Regions from separate parts of the Homo sapiens genome. Here regions 1, 3, 4, 5, 6 and 7 are each linked to region 2. Evidence: read pairs that join two places in POLR2A ChIA-PET (ENCODE). Cell type or tissue: HepG2. All regions are shown on one strand.

The links. Peaks named below come from ENCODE experiments on the same cell type or tissue, not always from the same donor. Only the 100,000 strongest peaks of a DNase experiment are listed, where the experiment ranks them.
Region 1: POLR2A ChIA-PET joins it to region 2 with 16 read pairs; 29 of 35 experiments call an interaction of 5 or more read pairs at or near these places.
Region 3: POLR2A ChIA-PET joins it to region 2 with 10 read pairs; 16 of 35 experiments call an interaction of 5 or more read pairs at or near these places.
Region 4: POLR2A ChIA-PET joins it to region 2 with 10 read pairs; 14 of 35 experiments call an interaction of 5 or more read pairs at or near these places.
Region 5: POLR2A ChIA-PET joins it to region 2 with 18 read pairs; 5 of 35 experiments call an interaction of 5 or more read pairs at or near these places.
Region 6: POLR2A ChIA-PET joins it to region 2 with 12 read pairs; 19 of 35 experiments call an interaction of 5 or more read pairs at or near these places.
Region 7: POLR2A ChIA-PET joins it to region 2 with 17 read pairs; 6 of 35 experiments call an interaction of 5 or more read pairs at or near these places.

The regions. Positions count from the first base shown.
Region 1 is chr10:5,616,965-5,620,964 of GRCh38, forward strand. It overlaps LINC02677 (long intergenic non-protein coding RNA 2677), which reads right to left and starts at 1,244. Exons shown (of 2, transcript NR_184032.1): 1 at 967-1,244; 2 at 1-436. In HepG2, no CTCF peak of the experiment used is centred here; no DNase peak of the experiment used is centred here.
Region 2 is chr10:5,444,398-5,448,397 of GRCh38, forward strand. The region is part of intron 3 of NET1 (neuroepithelial cell transforming 1); the gene reads left to right. Among named protein-coding and RNA genes, the nearest start is that of NET1, 34 kb to the left of the region's middle. RefSeq lists a silencer at 2,021-2,250. In HepG2, no CTCF peak of the experiment used is centred here; DNase peaks (open chromatin) are centred at 2,174 and 3,506; H3K4me3 peaks cover 1,853 bases.
Region 3 is chr10:5,569,900-5,573,899 of GRCh38, forward strand. No RefSeq gene overlaps it. Among named protein-coding and RNA genes, the nearest start is that of LASTR, 24 kb to the right of the region's middle. RefSeq lists an enhancer at 3,599-3,768. In HepG2, no CTCF peak of the experiment used is centred here; DNase peaks (open chromatin) are centred at 1,612 and 1,692.
Region 4 is chr10:5,582,877-5,586,876 of GRCh38, forward strand. No RefSeq gene overlaps it. Among named protein-coding and RNA genes, the nearest start is that of LASTR, 11 kb to the right of the region's middle. RefSeq lists enhancers at 528-1,056, 1,663-2,862. In HepG2, CTCF peaks have their summits at 91 and 2,455; DNase peaks (open chromatin) are centred at 2,255 and 3,203; H3K27me3 peaks cover 2,042 bases.
Region 5 is chr10:5,515,923-5,519,922 of GRCh38, forward strand. CALML3-AS1 (CALML3 antisense RNA 1) reads right to left here. Exons shown (of 3, transcript NR_120497.1): 3 at 1-1,590. Among named protein-coding and RNA genes, the nearest start is that of CALML3, 7.0 kb to the right of the region's middle. In HepG2, no CTCF peak of the experiment used is centred here; DNase peaks (open chromatin) are centred at 359 and 2,399.
Region 6 is chr10:5,589,178-5,593,177 of GRCh38, forward strand. No RefSeq gene overlaps it. Among named protein-coding and RNA genes, the nearest start is that of LASTR, 4.9 kb to the right of the region's middle. RefSeq lists an enhancer at 177-346. In HepG2, a CTCF peak has its summit at 1,130; a DNase peak (open chromatin) is centred at 2,294; H3K4me3 peaks cover 981 bases; H3K27me3 peaks cover 144 bases.
Region 7 is chr10:5,526,978-5,530,977 of GRCh38, forward strand. No RefSeq gene overlaps it. Among named protein-coding and RNA genes, the nearest start is that of CALML3-AS1, 2.7 kb to the left of the region's middle. In HepG2, no CTCF peak of the experiment used is centred here; DNase peaks (open chromatin) are centred at 1,044 and 1,584.

The DNA.
Region 1 (4,000 bases), 170 kb after region 2:
CCAACTCCTTCCAGCCCTTTCTGCTCACACCATCTCAGTTTTCCTGTCTGGCTGCAGCCACCAACAGCAGCCACAGGATCTCGCCAAATTTCCATTTACTTGCTCTCTGGTCTTCTCATGCTGGCGCAGTCCTCCCCTCCGGACCACGAGAGCCAAGTGTAAATTGTGTGGTCCCAGCAATCATTCAATCCTGCAGATAGCTGTGTTAAGGGTGTCTGGGGACCTGGGGAAGGAGTGTGTTTTGTGTTTTGTTTTTATGCATTTCCTCACTCTGTCTGGATATGGGGATCTGGGGAGGGAGAGAGAAGGTAGGCTTTCTTCACAGGGGATGCTTACCTACTGGCGAGCACAGCGATCTGAGCTTTGGGGGCCTCCGTCGGCCCTCAGTGATGTGTGGTTTCCCTCATTGGCCTTCACTGGGGTTCCCCTCAGTGCACTAAGGTGGACATGGGAGAAAAAGCCCCGTGGCCCCCTAAACAAATCGACCCCAGATGCCATGGGACAGGGTTCCAATCCCGCCTCTCGTGTTGGTTTTCTTGGTGATGAACGACAAATCCCTTTTCATTTCTAGTTCTGATCCCCTCATCTTGGAGGTGCTTGTCCCTGTCTGGCATCCCACAGTTTTCTATGGGAATGTGAAGATGCTTCAGCGGGGCTGCTGCCCTAAGGAGCATCTGGGGCAGGTGGACCAGGGTGGATGCATCAGTCGTGAGGACAGTGAAGGGCCGCGGATGCGGCAGTAGAGAGGAGGGCTGGCTGGAGAAGATGGGAGAGCGGCAGTTCCCACGCAGAACAGCAGCAGGAGGGCCGGGGAAGATGAGCTGGACAGGTAAGTATGGCGGGCAAGCGGGTAAGCAGGTGAGCAAGTAAGCAGGTAGGCAGGTGAGCAAGTAAGCAGGTAGGCAGGCGGGCAGGTAGGCAGGGAAGCAGGCCCTTGAATACTGTGCTAAGGAGTTTGGGTTTTACCTTGAGGGTGAAGAGTTCTTAGCGGGATGTTGGTGGAGCCTGGCAAAACCAGAGGCACAGAGATGCTGCCAACTCATCTTGCAGAGCGCGTCTCAGACATTCCTAGCAAAGAGAAGGCCCTGGGAAATCCAGTGACTCTGAAACCTTCATGCAGAGATGTGCGTGGAGATCTCTAGAAAGGGCTGGAGCCAGAGGGATAATTTCCGAAAGCTTCACAGATGCTGTGCTTCTGAGCAAAGTCCACACTCTGCATCTGGGCAGTGCACACGCAACCATGCACCAACCACACCACTCTTTGCAAGGACCTCAGCTCCTCGCCCAAACGCCGCAGGGCAAGCCCAGGCAGGGCTCAGCATTCCACTCTGAAGGTGAAGCCATGTGCTTTAAAAGAAGGCAGAGGCTCTGTGGCTGTTTCTCTTCCCCTCGCTGGGAGGTGGGACAGGGTAGTGGTTAAGCGTGGGTTCCATCATCCAACATCTAGGTGGCAATCCCAGCTCTACTGTTTAACAGTGTGTGCCCTTATATGCATTTCTTAATTTCTCCGGGCCTCTTTCCTCATTATCAAACTCAGGATTGAGCGGATTTCTCTACTCTCTACACCTAGAAAGTAGTGGGTGTACCTCACTACATGGCTCGTCAGAAGACTACAATAAAATGTGCTGTTATCATGATCTGTTTCTCCAGCACTTTTCTTTTAAACTGTCTGGAGAGTTGAATGATAACAACAGGCCTTTTAAGAATTTTGGAGGTAGGAACTACAATGATTCCCAAGCTGCTGATGAGGAACCGAGCCTCAGAGGGTTAATAACATCCCAGGATCTCATGCCCCCAAAAAGGGCAAGGCTCGGGAGGTGGAAAGACTTCTCATCACCAAGTATCACAGGGAGAAGGTCAGCTCCAGACTGAGCCTTAAAAAGTGTGTCTTGTTCAGGAAGGAGGTTGAGAAAGTGGGTGGCCACATGCCCGGGCCCTGGAAGGCTCCCTGGACCAGGGCCTCACGGACAGACTGAGAAAGCCGCTCCTGGCCTGGGTCATGCCTGCAGGGCCCTCGCTAGCCTATGAAACCCCACGGGCCTGCACGTTTCCTCCACAAGCTGTGAGAGGCATCAGTATGTCCTCTCCGGAGTGACAAATGACACTCGACCCCGAGGCCCACGCAGGCTCGGTAATCAGTGACAGCTGCAGCAGCTGTTCTGCTGGCCAGGGGTCAAGGTCCCAGGCAGCTTCTCCTTATGGGGTATAACCTGATTGCACTGCAGCTCTGAGCTGCCCCAGGAGCCCCGTGCACAGAGCCTGAGACTATGTCAAGCCCATCTGTCAATCTGGAAGAGCCCACCTCTCAATCTATGGAAAGAGACCGGAACAGTGCAGGTGCCCACTCAGTGCTGAAATGATCAAGGAGTAAATGAGTGAGTGAGTGAAGGAATGCATGAATCCTTCCTCCTCTTCCCTCGTAAGAGACAATCTCCAAGCAGCAATTGCCCCACCCTCATGGGCTTTTCCAGAACTGTGTGAGAAGAAAGGAGCTGCTCAGTGTCAGGGACACCCCTCCAAGTCCCACAGACCACAGTAGCAGGCATCTGACTCATGCCAGACCTGTCCTCCTGCAGGGAGCACACATACCCACCTGCCCCTGTGTGGTCGGCAGCCATGCCCCTGAGCCCTAGAGGCAGCGGGGAGCAAGATCTCCAAGCCCCAGCTCCACACTGATGGCTGCTCCTGGACAAGGATGCAGGGACCTGGAAAGAAAGGACAATCCCCCACCGAAGGAAGCGGAGGGGCCGGGATTTGAGGTTACAGCATGGAAGGAAAGAGCTGAGCTTCAAAGGCCGCAGAAGAAGAACAGGCGGAGTTAACAGGAAAAACCACAGTCAGGCCCTCTGGGAGAGGCTGGGGTTGCATGGAGGGCTGAGGAGGGGGAAGAGGGGCCAGGACTGGCAAAGGCTGCCTGACAGTCTGCCCTCCAGACAGCCACTTCCTCCCCTGTGCCTGCTCCATGTGGGAAGCCCTATGGGGGCTCAACTTTCAGCCCTGCTTCGGAGTGGGGGGACTGTCTCCTCCCTTGTCGCTCCCCATTCTCACCCCCACCCCCAACAGAGACCCCTTTCTGCAAGGCCAGGAGTGAGCGCACGGCATCAGACCCTTGCATCAGAGCCCTGGCACGTCCTTGTTTTCAGTGGTTTGGAAGTGAATCGTCTCTAGGTTTGTGTTGAGGCCAAGATACACGTTTTTCCTTTTCTCCGCTTTCCTTTCTTGTGCCTTGTTATGACTGGCTTTGGAGCCTGGCTTACAGGGAGGGGGGATGGAGAATGGGCAGGCTGTGGGGGAGGTGGCTGGGGTCCCAGGGAGGGAGGTCTCGGGACACCTGCCCTGCCAAAGTTAAGGCTACTGGGCAGGTGACCTTGGCCTCCAGGTCAGGGAAGCTGGAGGTATCTCATGGGCCACAGAGTCCCAGGATCCACAGAGGAAGGAGGAGGGAGCCGCTGGGAAAGTGGTTTAGGCTTAGGTGGTTGATGAGTGCGTGGGACAGGGGGAGGAGGAAGAAATGGGGAGGCTGCCACATGGCAGAGGAGGAACCCACACTCCGGAGAAACTCACTTTGTGTTCCAGCCTCCACTCGGAGCCGAGCGTCATCCCACCCACCCCGGGCTGGGTGTTTCTCCTTCACTTGGGAAAACCAAAAGGCAGAATTGAGGTTGCGGCCTCCAGAGCCCATCAGGACAAAAGACATGCCCTGAGCGCCCTGCACCAGCCCTGAGCTGAGTGGCGGCCCCACCAGCTGGCCCTTAGGGCTGAAAGCAAGAGCAGGCACGTGGGAGCTACCCAGGGTCTCGGGGTGCTGTGGAAGGTGCACCCCCACCAGCCTTCCACAGCCACCACATCCCAGGAGAGGCCAAGACACGCCCCAGACCAAACAGAAGACGGGAAAATGCTGGTTCTGAAAAATGTTTACATTCTCCTTCCCAGAATTCCAAGATACTAAGATGTCCTAAAACAAAAAGAAATGAAAAGATAGGAGGGAAAACACCCATTG
Region 2 (4,000 bases):
TTGTCTTTATAAATAGTCTGCACCCACTATTCTTCTGTATTCACTCTTCAGCCCCTGTAATTTGCCTCTGTCTTTACTCCACTGAAATAGCACACTTGAGATCCTCATTAAACTTGTAATCACTAAATCCGTGGCTTTTTTCATACCCTCCTTAACCTCTTTGCTGTAATTAACATTTTTTTCTTCCCTTGGCTTTTGCTTTGTTTCTTTCCTTCTAACTATTCCTTTTGCAGAATTTTCCTTCCCTTGGCTTTCCTCCAAAGTTAGATCCTTGGACCATGTTCTTTTTGTCCAAATTTTCTCTCCCAGTCATCTCATTCACTCCCATAGCTTCGATTTTTATCTCTGTATCTGACTCTCCAGTCTAAATCTAGCCTCCAGCCTCTTTCAGGTTTTTGTCCAACATTTCCAACTACCAGCAGAATATTTTCATTTGCATGTTCTTCCACCGCCTCACACTCAGTATATCTAAAATGTAACTTAGAATTTTCTTTCAAAGCTTGTTCCTTCTTATTTCTTGATTTGCACTAACAGTTACCCCTCCTATTTAAAGAATTGTAGGCGTCTGTGACTTCTTGCTTATATCCTTTTCCTTCTTCCCTACTGGTCCTACTTTAGGCAAAGTTCTTGTTGCCCGACTGTGATTTTTGCATGATGTTTTCAGTCATCTTTCAACCATCTTAAACACCAGTCACATATATCTTATTACAACATAGCTCTCATTATCTCTCTCACCTATTGAGTACATCCATCTGTTCCATCTTTACGCACAGCCCGTGATCTCAGTGTGGGCTCACTCCCTTGTCCTCCTTGAAATTTTCTCTTGTTCAAATCTATGAAAAATATTACATTCAAGGCCGCACAGACATAACATCTTAAACCTCTTCCTGGCATTGTTCCCAGCCGTGTCTTAGCTTAGAAAACTACCTGAAGTGGTTTCTCTTCCAGAACTCCTGTAGCACTTATTAGCTACACACCTTAGTTTTGAATTTGCAAAAGCTATCTTCTGTTATCTCTTCATGTGGCCTACCTTTACACAATGGTCTCTTTAGCAGATATGAAGCCTATTTTTTTTTATTACCCAAGTATCTAGAATAGTGACTTTTATATAATAGATTTATCTGATTCTATAAATCCTCAGACTAGAAATATTTTTCCAACATACTACCATCATATTATAGTAGTTTATAGTGTAAAATTTTACCATTCCAAATAGAATAACGAATTTTGTGTTTAAAAGGAAATCTGCTTCACAGCAGGCCTGCCAAGCCAACAAAAGTAGTGTTGTTCCATAGAGGAAAAGACTTAGGCTAGAAATTTGGAGACTGTCACTGGTCACTGTCATTATTGTCACTTCACCTCTGTTAGCCTCATTTCTTCACCTGTAAAATGCAAGACTTTTTAAGCAGTCTTTTGACCCTGTTCGAGCTATATCAAGATCAGTTAATTCAGTCTAGAGAAGGACCCTGTTATATTATACACTTATATATAATATATACACAATTACATACTATGTATACAATATAGAGAACAGAAATCACCTTTGTTATAAAATATCTAGTACACAGATAATCAAGTTTTTAAAAAGATCCAGAAAAAATATCTACCTCTAAGAAATACTGAATTTTGAAATCTGAAGTAGCCCAGTTTACCCGTAACCTCATGGGAGATTTTCTTCTGGAAGAGAGGTAACAGAAGTGCACCTGCTGTATTTACCCTGCTAGTCTTAAGAAAAAGTGGGAACTATTTAAAGACTTAGATAATCTATTTTATAATTGTGAATATGCTTGCACTTCTGTAAAATAAAAGCAGGTTTCCTGGAAAATTAGGCTTTTCTTCATTATATATGTTGATTCAGCCCTATCGAATAAGAATTTCTATTTCCTTATTTGAGTTGTCAAGTTGTCCATACTGAACTTATTCCCATGCAATAGGGTTTTATGGGAAAAGTCTGCCTGTCTGTGACTAAGCACCAGAGTAGATAACGTAACAATTTGTTTTACTTCGGGAATGCATTTTAAATCAGGAAGAGAAGTTTCTGTCCTACTTGAACCCAGCTTCACTCTCCTCCTGGGCGAAAGCTGAGAGGCCTAGGTGTGCCCAGCTCTCAGTTAACTGAAGTCACGTGGTGGTGGACCCCGCCCCCAGGGCCCGGTTGGCTGTGGCCCCGCCCCCGAGCCCTGGGGTCGGTGCTTGCTGCCTGCGGCTCTCAGAAGCCTCTGCTCCACCGCGGCGAGAGGCATGGGCACGTGGCTGCCGAGGGTGGCCGAGCTCTGGGAAGAAAAGCCCGTGTGCCTCTGCATAGCGTCGCTACAGCGCTGACTCGGTGTGGATTGATTGGAAAGGTTTGAGGGAGTACTTGGGAAGCATGGTGGCACATGATGAGACTGGAGGTCTCCTACCTATTAAAAGGACCATACGAGTCCTAGATGTCAATAACCAGTCCTTCAGAGAACAAGAGGTAAGACTTTAAGAGAAACGTTAGGCAAAAGGAATGTTTTCTAACTCCACGGAGCTTTTAAAATTTTTAACAAGGTATTAACAGTATAATTTTAAACTTTTGATCTTATTATTACAATGTATGTTCTTGATTTATGTGCAAGCTTGAAATGTGTTTAGGGACTGTGGTCTAAGTTTAAATAGTTTATACATAGCATAGCTTGAGTGTACACAGCTTTTATAAAAAAGGAAAAGATTTTAAATGTATATGTTACTCGGGTTACGTTTGTCACATTTCTGATGCTTAATATAATTGTTTTTTTAACTTGAATTGATATCATCCAGTCTTAGAAACTACCTTAATGGAGCAAGAGGAAAAGAATCCCGTTCTTGTAAATCAATGCTAGTGAACAAATTGCAACTAAAGTTTAGTCTGACCTGGTGTGCATTTTTCTTCCATCTGATGAGTTCATTGTATGCCACTTTTTTCTTCAGAAGGAAAGAGGCATGTTAGAATATTTAAACCAGTGACTCATTATTTTTACCCTCCTTGCTTTGTCTGAGTCTTTTTTTAGTCTTTATGAACATTTATCAATATAAATCAAATTACTTTATGCCATTTTATGTAATCTTGATTTAACATTGTGTGATATTCTGTTTATACTATATACTTTAATATATACTACATTGTCACTTATATGCTAGGAATAGTGTTCCTGCATTCAGTTAACTGTGTATCTCTTGATTGTGGTAGTGGTTTCCGTCTCTATACACACGTCAAAACTTATCTAATTGTGCATTTTAAATATGTAAAGCTTACTGAATACCCCAGCAAAGTTGCTTGTCATGTGTACACATACACACACCTTTTGGTAGTTAAAATAGCTGCCGTCTTCAGGAAGTACACTTTTATTTGGTGTGGTTTGGCTTTGGTTTTTGTTCTTGGTTTTGGTCTTTGCCTATGTGTCGGTTTTCTCAAAATGTGTAAGTATTTCCTTTGAGTAGAGCAGTCATCCACAGTCACTAGTGTGAATCCTGCAGCTTATCATCTGTTGGGCCCATAGAAGCTGGCCTTTGTTTAGTATCAGCATGGGCTGTGTTTCTGCCTTACCTTTATTTCTAAGTTACAAGCACTAGGAATGTTGTCACGGTTTTAGATCTAGTGACACAGCTCTAAATAATTTGAGTATTTCTAGAAAAGGAATTCATCCCATGTGATCATAACTCGTTTTTATCTTTTTAAAAATAACTTTTATTTTCTTTTGATTTTAAAGTTTTGCTAAAGATTTTAAGAGAAGATTATTTAACTATTATAACCCAAAGGAATAGACCCAGGTGCATACTATTTTTTTTATTCAGTGTCTTGATATGATTGGTTATAGAAGAGACCCTCCTAAAATATGTTCTCTAACTGGCATCATTAGAAGAAAAAGCCTTTCTACAGAATGCTGACTTCTCAACAGGATTTTTCCATGTCGTTGCAGTTAGCTGTAAGGCATAACCTGAAAAATACTTTAACTTATTCTCAACAATTTTCTGTTTATAGATGTCGAGAAATTTT
Region 3 (4,000 bases), 130 kb after region 2:
AGCAAAATGTGCATTTGGGGAGCCTGGCTTGGGACATGCATCTTACAGCCTGGTTTGCTGCCAGGATCCCCCAGGACACTCTCAAAAAAACAGATCTCTAGGCTCCCCCGAAACCTTTGGAAATATTCTTGAGGGACCAAACAAGAAGCAGATACTTCCGAGAAGCCCACCAGGTGAATCTGACGATGAGCCCAGGTGTGGAATCTCAGGCAAGGCCTGGTGGAAAATCCGTGGTCTGCGAGGAGAGCTGCCTGGGAACCCGGCACGACGGGGAGACACTTGAAGGAGGGGCACATGCGCCAGAGGTGAAGCTTTGCCCTCTCCAGCACAGAGTGGGCCGTGAGCTGTCCGCCACAAAGGCGGAGAGATGAGGTAAGAGGGAGGCTGCATTGTTTTGATGTCCAGGCACAGACTTGGCATCCACCAGCCCAGGCAGCGCCACAGCCAGGCTGGCTCTGGAGGAAAGGGTGGGCCATGGCTTTGAAGCCAGGCAGGCACACTTCCTCCAGGGCCCGGGTCTGCATGCAGGGGCACGAGACTCAGAAGCCAGCTCGCCCATCTGTTTCCGTTACATGCAGATGGGGCAGAGGGCGGAGGGCGCAGGGCTGGATGGGGACCAGACTGTGAAGCCTTCGGGGACTGCGTCCAGCTGCATCACAGGTCTCATCTGGCCCAAGGAGGCCGGTGGGGCGGTGTCAGGGAAGCCCAGTGTCCAGGGCTTTGAGTGCTAATTCTTCTTCCTGGACATCGGTCCCCCTCCTCACTAGCTGGAGGCAGGGTCCCTGCCTTGCTTTTGCAGGCACCCAGTGCCTGTCGTCAAGCCTGGCCTACAATAAGTATGTGGTAAACATTCATTAAGTTGAACTGAATGCTCCTTTCAGTGAGAAGATGAGCTCTTCCATCTCTCTCATTAGACAGAGGTCCCCATCAAGGGGTTCACATCAACTGGTTGTTAACAAAAAGAGGGACCCTGGCCCAGCCAGCACCTGCACACAGGAAGCATTCAGTGATGCTGGCTTTGTTGATTTGCAATGACCATCTGCAAAACTCTCTTCCCTTTATCCGGGTGTGGGTTTGGTTCCTGTGTATCCAGATGAACGTAATTGCCATCATCGATACCAGATACCCAACCATGACCCCTTCTTTTCCCCTTTTTTCAACTTCTACTCTAAGTGTAAACAAGTTAAATGATTTGGGGTTGTTTTGCCCTCATCTGATTCAAAAAGAGGTGATGAAGCATCTCGGTTCTACCAGCTGTGTGATCACAGAAAAATTGCTCAACCTCTCTGAGTGCCAGTTTTCTCAACTGCTAAATGGATTTACAAAACCCACCTCGCAGAGTAATTAGAAGGATTCGTGTACCTAATGCACTGGAACAGAGGCGGTGGTTGATATCTAGAAACTAGTATTATAATATTCTCCATCCTGGGACAGTCTAGCCCTAGGGACTGGATCCCAAGATCATGGTGTCCCAGAGAACTTTGACCTTCACAGCTGCAAACAGATGGAGGGACAGGGCTCAGAGGTTCAGCAGGTCCCTTCTGTTCATAGAACCCATTGCTTTGTAAACAAAGTCCTATCTATTCATAGCGACAGAGTTTGAACCTCCTTGCATTTTTGTTCATGCATTTACACAAATGTGTGTTTTATGCCTTGTTTACAAGTGTGAGTGGTGTGCTTACTGGGTGGGGACCCGCACACTCCAGGCTTGGACACTCAAACAAAGAGCTTCCCAGGCCCAGCGCCAGGCCCCTACAGGAGCCCAGGTCCTTATCCTCGGGGACCCTGCGTTCCTGATCACAGCCTTTGTTCTCTGGACCTGAGATCAAAGGTCCAGAGGAGGTAGTTTGCTGGCAGCCAAAACTCGTTGGATGGTGGAGTCAGACGGAAGGGTTCTTGGATCAAGGTTCATCCCATGGACCATCTACTCACTAAGGTGAATGGAAGCAAAATTTATCAATACTTTTTATAAGTTGATGCAAGTTTATGGATATTTATTAACACAATGTACTGAATGCTTACTACATCTGGGATTTGCAGGGCAGAGGAAGACCAACCCTAGCTCTGGCCATAATTGGGGCCCGAGCTCTCAAAGCCCACAGGTCCAGGTGCAAAGGACAGAGATTCTCCACATGGGCGCCTCCTGGGGCCGGTACAGCTCCTCACACCTGGCCCCACACCTTGGGCCCAGCCCAGGGGCATCAGTGGGCAACTCATTCTCTTTAGAATTCTTGCAGCTGGATAAATGCAGCCTGGACAGTCGATTCATGGTTATCGAATGGGGGACAACCATGGATCTTAAAAGTGATTTCGTTGATGGGTTTTCTTCCCCCTTTGGGCTGTAGGTTTGGTCCGGGCTGGCCGGGAACAGAGCCGTTTAACACCGCGCTTATGCACCATTAGGGGCTTGGATGTGTTTGCTCCTGATCCAGGTCAGAGATTCCCAACTTTCTCTTCTGAGGAGCTGCTCTTATCTATCCTGAAATTTGGTTTTAGCCATGGAAGAGGTTTCTCAGAGCACAACCAGTAGGCTCCGTACCAGCTTCTTCCCCCGAGAATATTTGTCAGCAGTCAGGAGGAAGGCATGACAGCAGGACCTTCTTAGAGGGCGACAGCCAGGTGGCACAGTGGCCAGCACCACTCAGGGCAGCTGGCGCCCCATCCTCCAGGAGCTGGAGCTGTTGCAGAAGGGTCTGGGTCACTCCTGCCCCTCCAGGAGGCAGAACCCCAAGAGTCCATCCCTAGGCTTGGAGGAGCCGCATCAGCCTCCTAACCTCTCTCTTCTTGTCATTGCCACATCTCACATACAAGAACAAGCATGTCTGCAGCCTCTGAGCACTCGGCCAACAGCTGTAGGCCTGCCCACTTCTCAAACCCATTCGGATTGCAAAGCCCCAAGCTCTACACGCCCAGCACTAGAAAGAGTGGCTCTTTGCTTCTTCACTGGGATGGGCTCACACAGATCCAAAAACCTCCTCCCCAGTTCCATTCAGCCTTCTCCAGACAAGCACCAAAATGCTTCCTTCTGCCTCTCCTTGGCATGTGCTTGTGATGCACTTGCTCACGCGGCTTTTTATGGCCACAAAGTCTGGAGCTGATCCATTGGGCCATGCAGGCCTGCATGACAGCATAAAGAACTTAAAGTTGGCTGGGTGTGGTGGCTCATGCCTGTAGTCCCAGCACTTTGGGAGGCCGAGGTGGGAGGATCACTTGAGCCCAAGAATTCAAGACCAACCTGGCCAACATAGTGAGACCCTGACTCTACAACAAATACAAAAATTAGCCAGGCATGGTGGTGTGCACAGGTAGTCCCAGCTACTCAGGAGGCTGAGGTGGGAGGATCGCTTAAGCCCAGGAGGTCAAGGCTGCAGTGAGCTGAGATCATGCCACTGCACTCCAGCCTGGGTGACAGAATGAGACCTTGTCAAGGAAAGAAGGAAGGAAGGAAGGAAAGAAAGAAGGAAGGAAGGAAGGAAGGGAGGGAGGGAGGGAGGGAGGGAGGGAGGGAGGGAAGAGAGGGAAACCTAAAGTTCAGAGGATTAAATACACTGCTGAGGACAAAGACGATGACTTTCCCCAGTGATCCTCCAGGCTCCCTCACCAGAGTTATTTAACCCAGCTCATCCAGGCCCCTGAGAGAAATTAAACATTAAGCAAAGAGAAATCATGCAGCGGGCAAGTGACGAGAGCAGCCAGAGAATACACTGAGACTCCCAACTCCCACCCAGTCCACTTCTAGCAGGAATATCCACTTCCCTGGAGACATTTCCACTGGGTGACTGACATCTTCTAGGGCAGATGTGACAATTTAGCAAGCAGAGCTGGAAGGACTCGCAGGCTGGCGGGCTATGCAGATATATAAGTCAGTGGCATCGAGTGTCCCAGGTTGGAAACGTGAGCAAATCAACCAGTGTTCCGTATTCATCCCGTAAAGGAAGTTGGTGCATAGTCTCACAACTTACTGAGAACTCGCCATGAGTCAAGGTCTCTGCTAAGAGTT
Region 4 (4,000 bases), 140 kb after region 2:
TTGGGTGGGGTCAGGGAGGGACGCCATGGAGAAAAGGGCTTGGCTATGACTCTCAAAGCCTTCAAAGGAAAATGCCCCCCTCTGGCTCCCCAGGATATGGCAGCACAAGACGTCCAGTGGGTAACTGGAAAGAAACCGTCCCAGGGCTCGTCACAAATCACTGCCCAACCAATGAATCACAGGTTATCTAGACAGGCTGAATTCACCACCTTTGCCCATTGGCCGCTTAGGTGCTGAGGCCGCAGGATCTGCCAGCACAGGACCATCAGTTCCCTCCCGTGCCTTATTTACATTTCATTTTATTATTTTTTTAAATTTTATTTTAGAGACATGGGGACTTGTGTCGCGCAGGCTGGAGTGCGGTGGCACAATCACAGCTCACTGCAGCCTCCACCTCCTGAGCTCAAGAGAGCCTCCCACCTCAGCCTCCTGAGTAGCTAGATTACAGGCACGTGTCACCACCCCTGGCTAATTTTCTTTTAATCTTTTGAGGCTGATGTTCTGGTACGTGGGAAAGGAGAGGGAAAGGGGCTGCAGAAGAGAATGAGAGAAAGGGAGGAAGGAATTGAAGACATTCAAGTGTGAGTGGGGAAATGCATAAAAGAGAAAAGGCTACGCAGGGCCAAGTGGACCCCTGAAAACACAGACACAGAGCAGGCACATGCTGGTGGTGCATGGCAGGGCGCTGTGCTGGGGGCTGTCCCGGCCTGGAGAGGGGCAGAGGGATTGCAGTTGACATGTCAACAATCGCTCCTGAATGGCAAGCCCGAGCCCTCCCCTCCACTCCTTCACTCCTGAAGTCCGGTCAAGAGGCTCCAGGCTCTTTTTTGTTACCTTTTTCCGCACCACTGGTTGCCCTGGCAACAGCCGCAGCTGGCCCGTCTCCCAAATCACAAGCTGTAATGAGAATCTCAGGCAGGTTTGTTCTGCTCTGCTGGCTCGCAGACAATAGGTGGAACGCTGGCCCACAGCTGTGGTTTCAGAACCTGTCCCCGAGGATGCCCCGCAAGTAAGGGGAGGGAACAGGGTCTGGGAGGAAAGGTGAGAAAGGGCTCAGCTAAGAGAGAAGGCAGCGGAGGAAACAGGAATGTCCTGGAACTTCCCTACCACCACCTCTGGGACAAACCGGCTGGATGGGAGTGCACAGTGGATGGATCCATAGCTGAATACACAGCAGCACCTAAAGGAAGTGTCTGCCCAGCCCCCAGCCTGCGCCTGCGCCTCCACTGTTCTCACCCAGCGGCTTCAGTGAAAACACGCTGTCCAGATCCACAAATGACCCAAAGCTTCCAGGGAGAGCAAATGTGCTGCAGGCGACAGAGCTGGTATTCATAAAAGAGACCATATTCGATTGGAACAGTGGGCGGAAACTAATAATTTTGAGAAAGATATAGGAAAAGTTGGCTGAACAGAAATTGTCTCGAGAGGCCGGGCGCGGTAGCTCAGGCCTGTAATCCTAGCACTTTGGAAGGCTGAGGCAGGTGGATCACTTGAGGTTAGGAGTTTGAAACCAGCCTGACCGACATGGTAGAACCCCGTCTGTACTAAAAATACAAAAACAAATGGCCAGGCATGGTGGCGGGCACCTGTAATCCCAGCTACTTGGGAGGCTGAGGCAGGAGAATTGTTTGAACCCAGGAGGTGGAGGTTGCAGTGAGCCAAGATCACGCCACTTCACTCCAGCCAGAGCGAGACTCCGTCTCAAAAAAAAAAAAAGAAAAGAAAAAAGAAATTGTCTCGAGAGTCCAAATCACTCGCAAGCTCAGTGCACATCAACAGGGACGCAGCAGCTTAGAACACAGACGCAAGCGGGAGGCACGTGTGCCAGTGTGTCACTGCAGCCCATTCTTTGCCTGGTGGCTGAGCACCCCTCAGGTAAAGTGTATGGGGTCTTAGAAGTCAAGTTGGTGGATGCAGTTTGAATTCAGCTTCCAGTATTTAAAATGTTTGTAATTGTATAAATCAGAGGCTGTGTAATGTTGGGGTCAAAAGCAGGAATGCTGGAGCCAAACTAACTGGGTGTGAATCCCAGTGTTTATAAGCTGTGTATCCTTGAGGAAGTTACTTCACCTCTCTGAGTGTCAGTTGCCTCATCTATACAATGGAGGCAATAGCACTGCCTCCCTCCTAGGGTTTCAGTGAGAATTGAGTCAGTGACTCTAGGTAAAACACTCAGAAGAATGCCGGCACACCGAAAGTGCAAATTCTGGTTGCTAATGGTATTAGTGACTCAGCTGTTGCTTTCAAAAGGTTGATGAGTTGTTTTTGCCTGGAGGGCCCTGGACTCGGAATGCCTGGCCACCCTCAATACTCTCGAACCTAAACTCCTAGTCACCCTTGTATGGTCAGGCTGTGTCTGGCCACTCCCGACAGGAGGTGAGTAAGAGGGACCAATGACCCTCTCCCCAGAGCAGCCCGAGGCCACATGCACCAGCCCATGGTGCTCCTATGGCCCTTGGAGAGCCCCACTAAGGAAGGGCTGTCCCTCTGCTGGCTGGTCCGTGGGGACCCAGTATTCTGAGGACTCACAGCTGCTGAGGAAACACACTTCCACTACCAGCTTCACACCCAGCACGTGCGGGAGCCGTGGAAAGCCACCACCCTTGTCTCCCTTCCTTAGCTAGGAACCCTCTCTTCTTCTTCACTGGGTCTTGGGAAGACTGGAGAGGGCTTTACCCCCTGAGAATGGAACATTGTATAATCATCTACTTGTTCAGAGGAGAGAAATCCTACTCCAGCTCAATCTCTAGAAGAGATTTCTGTAGGCAGCCCAGCACTTCAGCTCAGACGCCATCGCACGCTGGGACCTTAGCCAAATCCTCTTGTTCTTAATTTCTCCCCATCAACACGAGAGTGTTGATTTCAGGGGAGCCTGGAAACTTCTCCATCCACCCAGACTTGTTGGAGAGGCGACTTGCACAGTGCTTTGCAGAAACACAGGTCTCTGTTTTCAGGAGTTGCTCTCGGGAAGGTGAAGCTGTGATCTTTGAAAGCTTTGTAAAGTTCCCTGCATTTCAGAATCACATTCTTTCCCATTTGCCTTTCCCACAAACCCAAAACAGATTTGGAGCAATGGAAACCATGCTTAGAAAAAAAAACCCTCATGATGGAAAACTGCCAAACCTCATCTTCAAAACTAAATGTGGTCTCATCCCAGTTGTCAAGGCCCAATTTTGTATTTTACTCTTGTATTATTTATTTTGCAAACACTGCAGGTGTGTGACGCCAGATGCTGTTCTAAGAGCTTTGCAAACAGTGACTCATTTCATCCTTATAACAACTCCATAAAGGAGACACTGTTGTTATCTTCATCCTCATTTTTGGAGGGGTAAACTGAGGCATGGTACATGACCCATAAGTAACTAGGGATTTAGACCAGGCAGCAAACTCCAGAGTCCATGGTCTTAACCCACAGTGCTGCCTTTCACTCTGCCATGCTTGCTTGCCTTTTCCATGTAGACTAGAATCTTCTAGAAAGCAGAGATAGTGTCTTCATAAAACATCTGTGAAAGGAAAATACATTTTGGGACCCTAAAATCGCTAATCCAAAGGGAAAAGTCAAGCTGGGAACTGCATCAGGCAAACCTGCCTCCTATTTTATTCGTAAATAAGATCACTACACAGACAAAAATTTACATACCTTGCTCACAATTTACCCACAAGGAAATTCCTCGTGGACAAAGAACAGATGGAACTCAAAGTCATCCCTCTGTTCATATGAGACCAGTGTATATGTGATGGTTTCCTCTGCTCTATTGTCTATGTAAAAACGCAGATTCACTGAGCCAGACTGAGGCATCAGTGATTGTTCCCCTACCCCTCTCTCACATGTAAATTGTGTATTCAGTGAAAGGCTAATTTGAGTTAATCAGAAACTCAAAAGAATGCAACTGTTTGTCTCTTATCTACCTATAACCTGGGAGCCCCCACTTTGAGTTGCCCCACCTTTCTGGACCAAACCAATGTACATCTCACACATATTGATTGATGTCTCATGTCT
Region 5 (4,000 bases), 72 kb after region 2:
AGGAAGCTGGATGCGTGAGTCCATGCCTCCTGAGGCCTACACAGCACAAATGGTATGGGGGCAGGTTCTCATTCTTGCAGAGACATGAACAGAAGAGAAGCCTGGTGGTCGATATCCACAGGTGCCAAGGTGTCCTGAGGCGCCGAGCCTTAGCAGCTGCTCCCAGGGGCCAGCATGGAGGTCTCCAGCCACCACCGAGCCACATGGCAAATGAGGACAGTGGGGAAGAAAGAACAGACAACCCAGGCAAATCAAACAGGCACCTGGGCAAGGCCATGTGAGGCATAGCATGGAATTTTTTGAACCAGAACTTGAAGGAAGGATGAGGTTCCAACAATCCTTTCGCCATTGGAGGCAGAGCTGCTCTTTGATGACAACAGGATCCTCCTGTGCTCTGTTTACTTAGCAAATACTGATTAAAGTCGGTGAGGCAGAGGACCTGTCCTATCTAAGGAGGCTTGACGGGGAAAGAAGTCGGAAACGGCCCTGGCTCTTATGAAACTAAGATAGGAAGGAACTAAAAGAGGGGGTAAAACAGAAGTGATGGGAGGAGGCAGAGAGTTAATTAAAAGTGGGTATTCAGGGAAGCCCTCATGAGGAAATGGAATTTGACTTTCAACTGAGTGACAGGGAAGGGTGAGCACTTCAAGGTTGGGGGCAGAGTGTCCAGGCAGACAGGGGACTCATGTGAAGTCACAAAAGTGGGAATCAGAGTAAGGGTGTTGGTCAAGGAGCAGAAAGTAGGCTGGAACATAGTCTTGAGGGGTCAGTGATGGGATCATAGTGAGGAAGGCAGGAAACAGTCGTGGATGGTGAAGAGAAGCCTTTATAGGATTTTGAGTAAGAAAAGACATGCATTGAATATAACACAAATAGGGAGACCACTTATGAGGCCGTTGAATATTCCTGCCTCGAGGTGATGGTGGCTTGGTGCACTGGATGAATAAAGAAACATTTTCAAAGTAGAGATGAATGATTGGTTTAGAAGTGCAAGAGGAAGGGAGGAATTAAATATGACTCCAGGGTTTTGTTCTGAACAATTGAATTGTTTTTTAAAGAGATGGGAAGACCCAGCTACTCAGGAGGCTGAGTTGGGAGGATGGCTTGAGCCCAGGAGGCAGAGGTTGCAGTGAGCCAAGATGGTGCCACTGCACTCCAGCCTGGGCAACAGAGCCAAATTCTGTCTCAAAAAGAGAGAGAGAGAGAGAGAGATGAGAAGACTAGAGGAGGCAGGGATGAAGGCCAAGAAGTCTGCTTGGTTACATTAGCTTGAGATGGTGATTAAACACGCAAATGGAGGTGTTACATTGGCAGCTGCATACATGAGGTGCTTAGCAGAAAAGGTGGAGAGAGATATACGCTACGAACAAGACTGTCTTGATACTTTCCTGCACTGAAAGCCATCTAAGGCAGGGCCAGTCCTGGCTTCTGTTGTCTGTTTTGCAGCTTCTGGACAAGACGGTCAAAAACTGCATTAGTGATGACCACAGAGAAGATGGAAAGGGAGGCTAGCTGTAGGAATCGGAAGATCTAGGTCCCAGTCCAAGTTTTAAACTTGCTAGTTGTCCAACTTTAATTCATATTCATCATCTGTGACATGGAGACATAACACAAAGGATAGTCAGCAAATCCATGTCTTACATTATAAATGTAACCGTGAAACAGTAAAAGAACGAACATAACTAACTCCATTTTTGTTTAAGGGGCCTTTACCCATTCCTGCACAGATGCTAGGATAATTTTAGAGCACCGAGATAATACATAAACACAGAAATCATGTAGTTTTTGAAACTCACTCTGAGATTAAAAGTAAAGCATATAAACAATTAACTATGTGTTGTTAAAGATTTACAGGAGTCCTTGCATGTGTTGTTAAAGATTTACTATGTGTTGAAACTATATATAGTTTCAACACATATATAGTATATATACGTATATATACGTATATATGTGTGTATATATATACATATATATGTGTGTATATATATGTATATATATATAGTTCAAAAACTATAGTTTTTGAAACTCACTCTGAGATTAAAAGTAAAGCATATAAACAATTAACTGTGTTGTTAAAGGTTTACAGCAGGTCCTTGTGACCTCACCAAGGACAAAAAAGTTCCCAAACTCCTCGGACCCTCACGGGCACCCAGATGTCTGCAGTCCTCAATCACCTTTTGATGCTAATCCTCCCTTCTTCCCCATATCCCCCTCCCATAAAAAAAAAAAACAAACCCCGACGAGCCTGAAATTTTTGAGATGGTATAATGGTTTAGAACACTAGCTCACCACCATCTCCTTTATTTGCTGGCTCTCCAGATAAACCTGCTTTTCCTCCCACCAGCACTTGTCTCTTGAGTCCAGCTTTCAAGCGGTGAGCAGCCGAAGCTGGGTTCAGTTACATAAAAGTGCTAATATTTACACTGGGGAGGAAGGAATTTGATGAGCAGGTGTTAGGGCTGGTGGATGGCTTTATCAAGGAAAAGAGAGAGCGTTCAGAACTACTCAGCCACACCCATTCCAGCAGGGACACAGGAATGGAACTGGCTAAAGATTGGAGAATCTTCATATCTTTATATCACCCAGCAGGAGAGGCACATTTAAAAGGACACTTAACAAATTCTTCTTAACAAAGGCTATTACAACACCACTTCATGGGGGGAAAAGCAAATCACCTTGGGCCTTCTGGCTTTAGGGTTTCTAGTTTTCAAAGAAAGCAGCTGCAGTTGGTGTGTGTGGGGGGTGGGGTAGGGGTTCCTTCTATCTGTATCTATTGGATTCTTTGTTAATACTATTCTCTGCAAGGCCAGCACTGTCCCACCACAATTCCAGAGTCCTTACCTGATGCCTGCAGCCCAGGGAATTCTACACCCAGTTCACACTCCTGAGTCCCAGCACCCCAGGCACCTGGCTCTCAAAGCCTGTTCCATGGATCTCTTTGGGAATAGGGTGTCCCAAGACCCTTACTGAGGGCCTGAGAGGTCAAAACTTTTTCACAATAAACCAGTGTTTTTTCCCCTTTTCACTGTGTTGATATTTGCGCTGAGGTCAAAAGCAACAGGGGTAAAACCAGTGCCTTAGCATGAATTAGGAACCCTGTGCTAGGCATCATGACGCTCTCCACTCCACATTGTCTCATTAAACAAACAAACAAACAAAAAAGCTGGTTGCACTTAAAAATATCCTTGGAGCAGCAGAATTATTTTTATTAAATTTCAAAGCTTACTTGTACATTTTTAATAGTCTGCTGATATTGAAGTGTGATGATTGTCATGAGGAAAGCATTGTGTGATTGACTAAATGAGTAGCAAGGTGAGCTTTTTTCATGGAACATCTTTTTTGTTGGAAAGAACAGCGGATGGACAAACCATGATCACTCAGACCTAGTATTTGGCAGACATCTTTTCGAGAATGGATGAAGTGAGCCTGTCACTTCAAGGAAAACAACTGACAGTATTTGTGGCCATTAAAAATTTTTGAGCTTCTGAATGAAAATTGGAATTTTTGAAATTTTGTATTTGTCACCGTGAACTTGAGCCTCTCCAGTACTTAGCAGCTTTTCTAATGAGATTGGTGGTGACATTAATGAATGTGTGTTTTTTTTTTGAGACAGGGTCTCACTCTGTCACCCAGGCTGGAGTTCAATGACATGATCACAGCTCACTGCAGCCTCGATCTCTCTCCCATGCTCAAGCAATCCTCCTCCTGCCTCAGCCTTCCAAGTAGCTGGGACTACAGGCACACACCACCACACCTGGCTAATTTTTCAATTTTTTGTGGAGACGAGATCTCACTATGTTGCCCAGGCTGGTCTTGAACTCTTAGATTCAAGCAATCCTCCCACCTCGGCTTCCTGAAGTGCTGAGATCACAGGTGTGAGCCACCATACCTGACCTAATGAATGGGATTTTTAAATGTTATGTATGTAATTGTTCAACCAGTGAACCAGTATTTTCCAAGTGACCAATGCATGGCATTACAAAACCATGCACAGGTAACA
Region 6 (4,000 bases), 140 kb after region 2:
CTGGGAGGAGGTGGGTGGGGAGTGACTTGCTGGTGACCGGTGAGCCCAGTCTCCAGGAGGGCAGGTTCTGCCCGTGCAGAGATGCGCCCGGGTGAGGCACAGGAAGCCCAGGCACCGCTGGTCCTGGAGGCACCATCACCCACATCTGCAGCACTGGTGGGCGGGTCCCCTCCCATTGCCCAATTCCCAGCCCTGCTTCTGGTTTCCAAAGGTTCCTTGACATAGTATTCCACGGAAAACAACCAAGGTGAAAGGTTCTGTCTGCTGCAACCTAACACCTGTAGCAATTCCTGATGGCCCAGCCCCAGCCCGAGGCTCTGATCTGCGGCGGCTGAGGAGTCAGTGCTTTGGGACTCCTGTCAGCCCCCAGTTCATCAGGCATCATCCCAGAGCCTGAGATGTGAGGCCACCTCCTCTGAGCCCTCTCAGCCCTGGTTCCTAGTGGCCTTGTTGTCCCTAAGCCCCACTTAGGGTTGCGAAACTATTAAGTGCATGCACCAGAGCCTCCTATGTGTGAGATACAGTCCTTAACCAAAACAGAATTCTTATCTAGTTAGAGAGAATACGTGAATCAAAAAAATCTATGGCTTTCCAGTGCAACAAACGGTAAGAAGCAAACAGGCGTTGCTGCAATAACAGCAGGGATGGAAGTTCCGGGAAGGGTTATCACAGCCGAGGTTGTTCGGGGCAGGCTTCATTGAGGATTTGGGACATGAATGGAATTTGAGCTTCCCTTCAGCATGGAGAAAGCGTGGAAGCAGAGGTCTGAGGGTGGAAGCAGGCAGGGCTCGTGGGGACCTGATGAAGACGTCTTCCTGGCTGGGTGAACTGTAAGGGGGCGCTGGAGGGATCACAAGGTGGGAGAGGAATTGGGGACAGCCTTGAAGCCCAGGGAAAGAGCTTAGTCTCAATCCTGTGGGTAGTGGGTGAGTCAGAGGTTTTAAAGGGAGGGGGATGGCGGTAGGAACAGCGGTAGGGGTTTTCCAAAGATTAATCTGGATGTAGGGCAGGGTGGACCACAGCTAGAAAGAATAAAGGCAGGAAGTCATCTCCAGGGCCCTGATCTGGCCACAAAGCTGGGCCTCACCCCACAGTTTCCAGACTAGAGAATCTGATCAAGCAAACCCAGGCAGGCCCCTTGTGGCTGATTTAAGCAGTCTCATGAAATGTCGTCTTTGCAAAACGTTCAGTGAGCAGTGGGCTGACACCAGGAATTCCAAATGCTGGTGAGGCAGAAGTTTGGGGGTAAACCGTGGCATCTCACCACTCACTTCCCGAACCTGCTCCAAAGAGACCCAGCATGAAGGAAAAAGGCCCTCAGGGGAGGGAAAAAGAAAATCTCCACCCGGCAGTAGGCAAGCCCCAGCCCCCACCGCGCCCCCCCTCCCTGGAACCCTCCCATTCCTGCCAGTGGGGCTCTCTGGCTGGTTTCGGGGGACCCCACACATGGGAGGGGGCTGCTCTCCCTTAATTGCAACCAACCCCAGGCCTTTTTGATAGGACTCATGAATTTTACCTGAAGTGTAACTGGATGCTATGCTTGATTAGATTTTTCCTGGCTTTCTATACTATCCTATCCTCCTTCTCCCGATCTGGGGGCTCCAGGCCCTCCCTAACTGCCTCCCTTCTCCAAAATGCACCCCTAGTCTCAGACCTCACTGTACTGTTCATCTACTGTCTTACAACTCTGTCCTCGTACTCACCCCAAAAAGTAAGGCAATGACAAAGAGATGGAGTGGAGGGCACTCGAGCAGGAAGCAGAGCCAGAAGCCCTCCCGCTCCAGGGGCCAGGGGGAGGGCGGGGTCAGGAGGGTGAGAAAGCCCAGGAACCCTTCAGACTGGCGGGGTGAGTGCAGCCCCAGCATCCAGACTCAACTCCTCACCCAGGCCCTCCAGGCTGCCCCGCTTTAACGCCTGCTCCTCCCTTCTCCCGCACATGTGTCCCTTCCTGGGGGCTACGCCCTGGTGTTCACATGTCTTTCTTTTTCTCTGTCCTATCTGTCGAGCTTTGCCCAGGATGCTTGGAAGTCTTCATCTTATCATTCCCAGGATCCAGGGAATAATAAGATCCTTATTCCCAGGATCCAGGCATGATGCTGTCTGTGCAGTTCAAGCACAGGTGCATTTTGCATTTACTTTTTGAGGCTTCATATACATGAAGCACTACACTAGGCCATTAGCGCTAACTTAAAGGGGAAGAGAGAATGTGATTGCCACTCTCACGTGGCGCGCTGGAAGGTTCAGGGAGGTGCAGCTGACAAACCAACCAGAGACACTAAGTGCCGCAGGCTGCCCTGCTGGGTGACAGGGCGGCCTGCAGAGGTGGAATGCGCTCTCTGACCCCACAGCCCGCAGGGCCCCAGTTGAGCTCCCAGAGGGCTGCCCGCATCTGTCCCTGTATCTCACGGCGCCCCTCAGGAAGCCCAAGGCAGTGTTCCTGGCATAGATGCGGGGAACCCTCAAGGGTGGGTGCAGTACCTCAGCCTTCCAGGCCCAGGTGCCCCAAGGGCTGGCCTCCTGCAGGGACAATGCTGAGCTGGAGGTCCACACGGCAGGCAGAGGGGTGGCTGGTGTAGCTAAGCCTCCCCAGGAACAAGGAGCCGGGCCTGCTTTCACCTGCTGCTCTCTTTCCTGACAGCTGTGGGAGATGAGTGAGCCGGAGCAGGGCTAGCAGCAAAGGGAAGGCTGCATCAGCCCCCAGCCCAGCCTCTGTGTGGCCTCTGCACGTGCACGCGCACACTACACACACACACACACACAAACACACACCTTGGCAGATGTATCCCTAGAACGTGGCAGAGACTCAGGCTGGAGCCACTTGGTGCAGGGACTCACAACCTCCAAACTCCAGATGCCACCGCTGCTAGGAGCTTATGTCGACTGAGCTTGGACCAATGCTGGTCACAGGATCTTGGACCATGTTCTTGCCTGTTGTACCTCAGAGAAGATCCTTCCCATTCCCTTTCTCCTGTACCCGAGGAAAACCCTAGCCTGCACTTCCCGTCGGGCTTCCTGCTGGGAGCACCTCCAGCCCCCCATTACCCAGCAACAACTTCTCCACGGCCACCCAGGGACACATGTGAACAGGTGATGGAGGCCAGCATGGATTCCCACCCAGCCCCCATGCATGCCTGCTCCTAGGGGTTAGACCCCTGCTTTCCGGAAACTTTCTCTTCCTCGGATATTTGGCAAACTGCCCACCGTGCTTTGAAGTCTTCATCTTATAGATTCTCAGGATCCAGGCACGATGCTATCTGTGCAGTTCAAACACAGCTGCATTTTGCCTTTATTTCTCAGAGCTTAATATACATGAAGCACCAAGCTAGACCATTAGTACTAACTTTACCATTAATGGAAGAGATGGCATGATTCCCACTCTCTCTCAGGTGGTATGTGGGAAGGTTCGGGGAGGCGTGGCCGACAAATGGACCTGAAATATTAAGAGGACAGCACAAGAAAGAGTGTGGCCTGGTGTCCACCATGCTCTTTGGAAGCTCAGTGCCATGGAAGGAGGGGAGGGCCCTTCAGGGCCACGGTGCAGGGAAGTCTGAAAGATTTGAAGGAGGGAGCAACATGGTCCTATGTCAGGAGCTGGTATTAATGCCAGAAATCAAGAGTGTTCTTGATTTAGGAAAAGGAGTACATGGAATTGCCCGGATCACAACGGAGAGGGAGGAGAAGGGAGCTGGCCGTGTCCCCGTCATCACCAGCTGTCATTGGAGGGCAGCTTCCGAGCCCCACTGGTGTCTCAGCTGGGGATGGCAGAAAGCACCCTGCAAGAAGCTGCCAAGCTCTGTCGTTCCTTATGAACCAATTAAACATGATTAAGATTGTGTTCTCATTACCTAAATAATTCATTAACATTTTCAGTAGGAAATTTAGAAAATATAAGTGAGTGAGAATAAAACAGAAATCACGTGTTTTCTCACCCACGGAGACACTGCATCCTTCTAGTCTTTTTTCTACACATAAACATATTTTTGTTAAATTATAATTTGTC
Region 7 (4,000 bases), 83 kb after region 2:
TAGACAATTGGCACCTCCCTATGGGGCAGCCACTATTATTACCTTCCTCATCTTACAAACGAGGAAGTGGAGACACAGAGGGCTTTAGAAAGCAGCCCTGGGTCCCACCAGTGGGTAAGAGGCAGACCTGGGATTTCAGTCAGGTCTGTGCCCTGACCACTCAGCTACAGGTCTGACACCAACCTGTGCCTCCATCATGGTAACTACGGTAGCGCCTCTCTCCAGCACTTGTGAGGAGCCAGAACAACATTCTTAACACACCTGGCATGTAGTAGGTGCTTAATAATGGCAGCTACTGTTACCATCACCTTCAAGATCCCTTCCTGCTCTAATACTGCAAGACTGTCCAGGGTAGTCACCCCTCTCCATAGCTCGAGAACAAGACAAGAGCAGAAAGGGGCAGAAGCAGGTGCTCTGGGGCTGGATTCCTGAGGGGATGCTGGATGGTGGGGTGTCAGGTGAGCACTGGCCCAGGGCCGGTGTAACTGCAGGTACTCCTGTCAGGGGAACAGAAGCAGAGGGCAAGCTAAGGCTCAGCTTGCTGAGCAAATCCCCACCCCTCCCTGCCACTCTCAGGAGTCGGGGTTGATTGGACACGTCCTGGGGAAGATTTGGGAACAAGCCTCATAAACACATGGACAGAGTGTCTAGAGTTCATTGGGCAGCAGCACCCCAGGGGGTGGGGGGCTGTGAGCAGGAGGGGCAGGCAGAAGCCCCCACATGGCTGCTGACCGCCAGGCAAAAGGAATAGTACATCAGGCCTGAGTACCTTTTGTAGAATGTCTCCTAAATTCTGCAGGAAGGAGAGAAACCAAGGTCTCCCTGCACAGGGCATCTTTGTAGTCACTGTCATACACGTGGCTGAGGTTTGACATCTAAGCCCCTTCTTCCCAGGTGCAGGCTTGAGGCTCTTACAAGGGTTGGGACCTACGCACTGCCAATGCCTGGGCCAGGAGGGCACGCCAGTGTCTTTATTTGTCTTCCTCCCAGCCTCCCAGCGATTCCGCCAGGGCAGGTCTTTTTGCAACCCCACACACCAGTCATTCTGGAGCCACCTGGGCCTGGATTTTGCAGGTGCTGGGAGCCTTTCATCAAGAGCTCTTTGTGCTCAGGCAGGCACTGGCTGGGGTGGTGGAAAGGTCCTACCTGCTCTCAGCTTAGAACTGGCAGCCCCAGATCCTCCCTGAGGGGGAGTCCTCAGAAGCAGAGTAGTAAGTGGAGGTGTCTTTTTTTTTTTTTTTTTTTTTGAGACAGAGTCTGGCTCTGATCCCCAGGCTGGAGTGCAGTGGCGTGATCCCAGCTCACTGCAACCTCTGCCTCCCTGGTTCACGCCATTCTCCTGCCTCAGCCTCCCGAGTAGCTGGGACTACAGGCACCCACCACCACGCCCGGCTAACTTTTTATGTTTTTAGTAGAGATGGGGTTTCACCGTGTTAGCCAGGATGGTCTCGATCTCCTGACCTCGTGATCCGCCCGCCTCAACCTCCCAAATTGCTGGGATTACAGGCATGAGCGACCGCGCCTGGCCGGAGGTGTCTTCTTTATACAGACAGAAGCCAGAGGCAGCAAGGTCAAAGTGCGTCCTGTGGCAAAGGTGAATGACCCCTCCCCTCCCCCTTGGTGTTTAAACACATTTTTTTTTTTTTTGAGATAGGATCTTGCTCTGTCACCTAGGCTGGAGTGCAGTGGTGCAATCATAGCTCACTGCAGCTTCAACCTCCCAAGCTCAAGTGATGGTCCCACCTCAACCTCCCGAGCTCAAGTGATCATCCCACCTCGACCTCTAGAGTAGCTGGGACTGACGCGTGCCACCATGACCCACTAATTAAAAAAAAAAAATTGGAGGGGTGAGGTCTCTATGTTGCCCAGTCTTACCCAAACTCCTAGCCTGAAGTGATCCTCCTGCCTTGGCCTCCCAAAGTGCTGGGATTACAGGCACAAGCCACCGTGCCCGGCCCTGAATATGATTGTTCAGTAACATCTTCTGTCTGCCCTTCTCCTTGAAGCTGGGTCACTGCCCTCACCACAGTGAGCACCGTCTGCTGCCACATGGCTCTGCCCCCTCCCAACCTTCTGTGTTGGGGTAAGGAAGACCAGGCCAGAGGGGGACGCAGCTCTGACAGTGCTCTCTGGCACGGCTCCTTCTGCCTCACGGGGCGTGATGCCCAGGGAACCCCCTGCCCTCACCAGCAGACCCCAAACCCACAGTATGAATGCATCTCTCACCGGGCTAGCATTGCTGACCTCCACGGCATGGCATCAGCTACTCTGACTCAGTTCACCCACGGCAGTGAGTGTGTCCTCTCACACAACAGCCTCGGGATCCAGGTCTACCTAGGTCACACCTGGGCCTGTCTTTAGCTTCCTCCCCATCTCCCCTTATCTTATTTTCCCTTCCTTTTTCCCACCCTGGTCAGCACTTCCAAAGAGCCTGCCCCAAACCCAGATGTCAAGGTAAACTTTTTTGTTGGTAAAATGTGGTCACTCCAGCTGCCAGGGGTGGGTGCTCGCCTGTTGGACATAGGCAAGGGGAGGCCTGGGGGCTGGAGCAGGAGGAAGGAGCCACCCAAATGGGCAAACAGGGTTCTCCAGAGGGACCCAGCCCTGCGGGTGGAGCTTTCTTCCACCCTGTGTTTTTCTGTGGCAGAGACTTAGAGGCAGTTGCCCAACTGGCATATCCCTTTCTTTTCAGTCATTGAATAACCTAATTTAAACAACCTGCCCTCAGCCCCCAAAAAGGTGCAATCTGACTGCAGCTCAAAACAACATTCCAGCCATCCTAGGGGAAAGGAATTTATAAATATTACCTTGGCTTCCATGTGCTTTACTGAGCTCCCTCATAAATCAGGACTTGGGGCTCCTGCACTCCCAGACTATATAAAGCTCGCCTCTGACTCCCGTGTTTCCAATTTTAAATCGAATGCAGCCCAGCCCTGCCGGCTCCTGTTTATCCTCAAAGATTCCAAAGGCCTGTTCAAAGGCTCCCAGAACCAGCCAGCTAAAAATGACCCACGGCTTCCGCTAGAGAAATGTGGTATCAAAACTCGTGTATGGGGTGAGACTGCTCCATGAAGAATGGTAGCAATGGGGAATATGAGTTGTGTTTCTCCACCAAAAAACAAAGCTACATAAAGTAAAACAAGACCAAAAACCACCTCTGAGAAAGGTCTGGCCCCAAACCATGTGTCAATCTCCTCACCATCTTGCTTTTCTGGTAGTCATTTCCATAGCAACAGGTTCTCAGGGGTCTGGACTGGGCAAGAAAGGGAAGTGCCTGGGAAAGGCCTCCTCTGAGCCCTTTCTAACAGGGACAAGGCTGGGTGCTGAGTACTGGGTGGGACAAGCACCTTCCTCAAAGTGCAGGGAAGTGAGAAGCTTTAAATAGACCTAGAAACAATGGCAGGGTTTCCATAATTGGAGGAGAAAGTACCTATCGGAATAATAACAGAAGGAACCACATGCAGTCCCCTAAACACCTTCTTCAGGTCTTTCACGTCTTGTAGTGTGTGCGAACTACCCGGGAGGGGAAAGGAGCCAGGCTCTTAGGGAACATAAGGAGGGGAACATCTGAAGGGTGAATAGCAGGTGGGCCTAGGCCTCAGAGAGCCAACTGGGTGGCCCTGCACACCTTGGGGAGCTGAACATCCAGGGAGTGACTTCCTGAAGACTGACCACATGTGGCCCTGCTGGCCCATGGTGAAATTCATCTCCTGTCATCACTAGCCAAACCAGTCTCACCTATAGCCTACTGCACACCTGAAGACTCTGGTCTGAAGGCCCCCCATGATAGAAGCTCAGCCTTCACTGGGGCACACTGTCGGGAGGCACCTGTCTTGCATTTCATTAGCTCCTTTAATCCTCCAAACAAGTCAGTGCAGTAGCTTGTTTTAGCCTGTTTCAGAGAAGAAAAGACGAAGACTTTGAGACTTTGAATAACTTATCCAAGGCCATACATCTAGTGAATCAGAGTTTGACCCTGGGTTTGACCGACCCCAAAGCT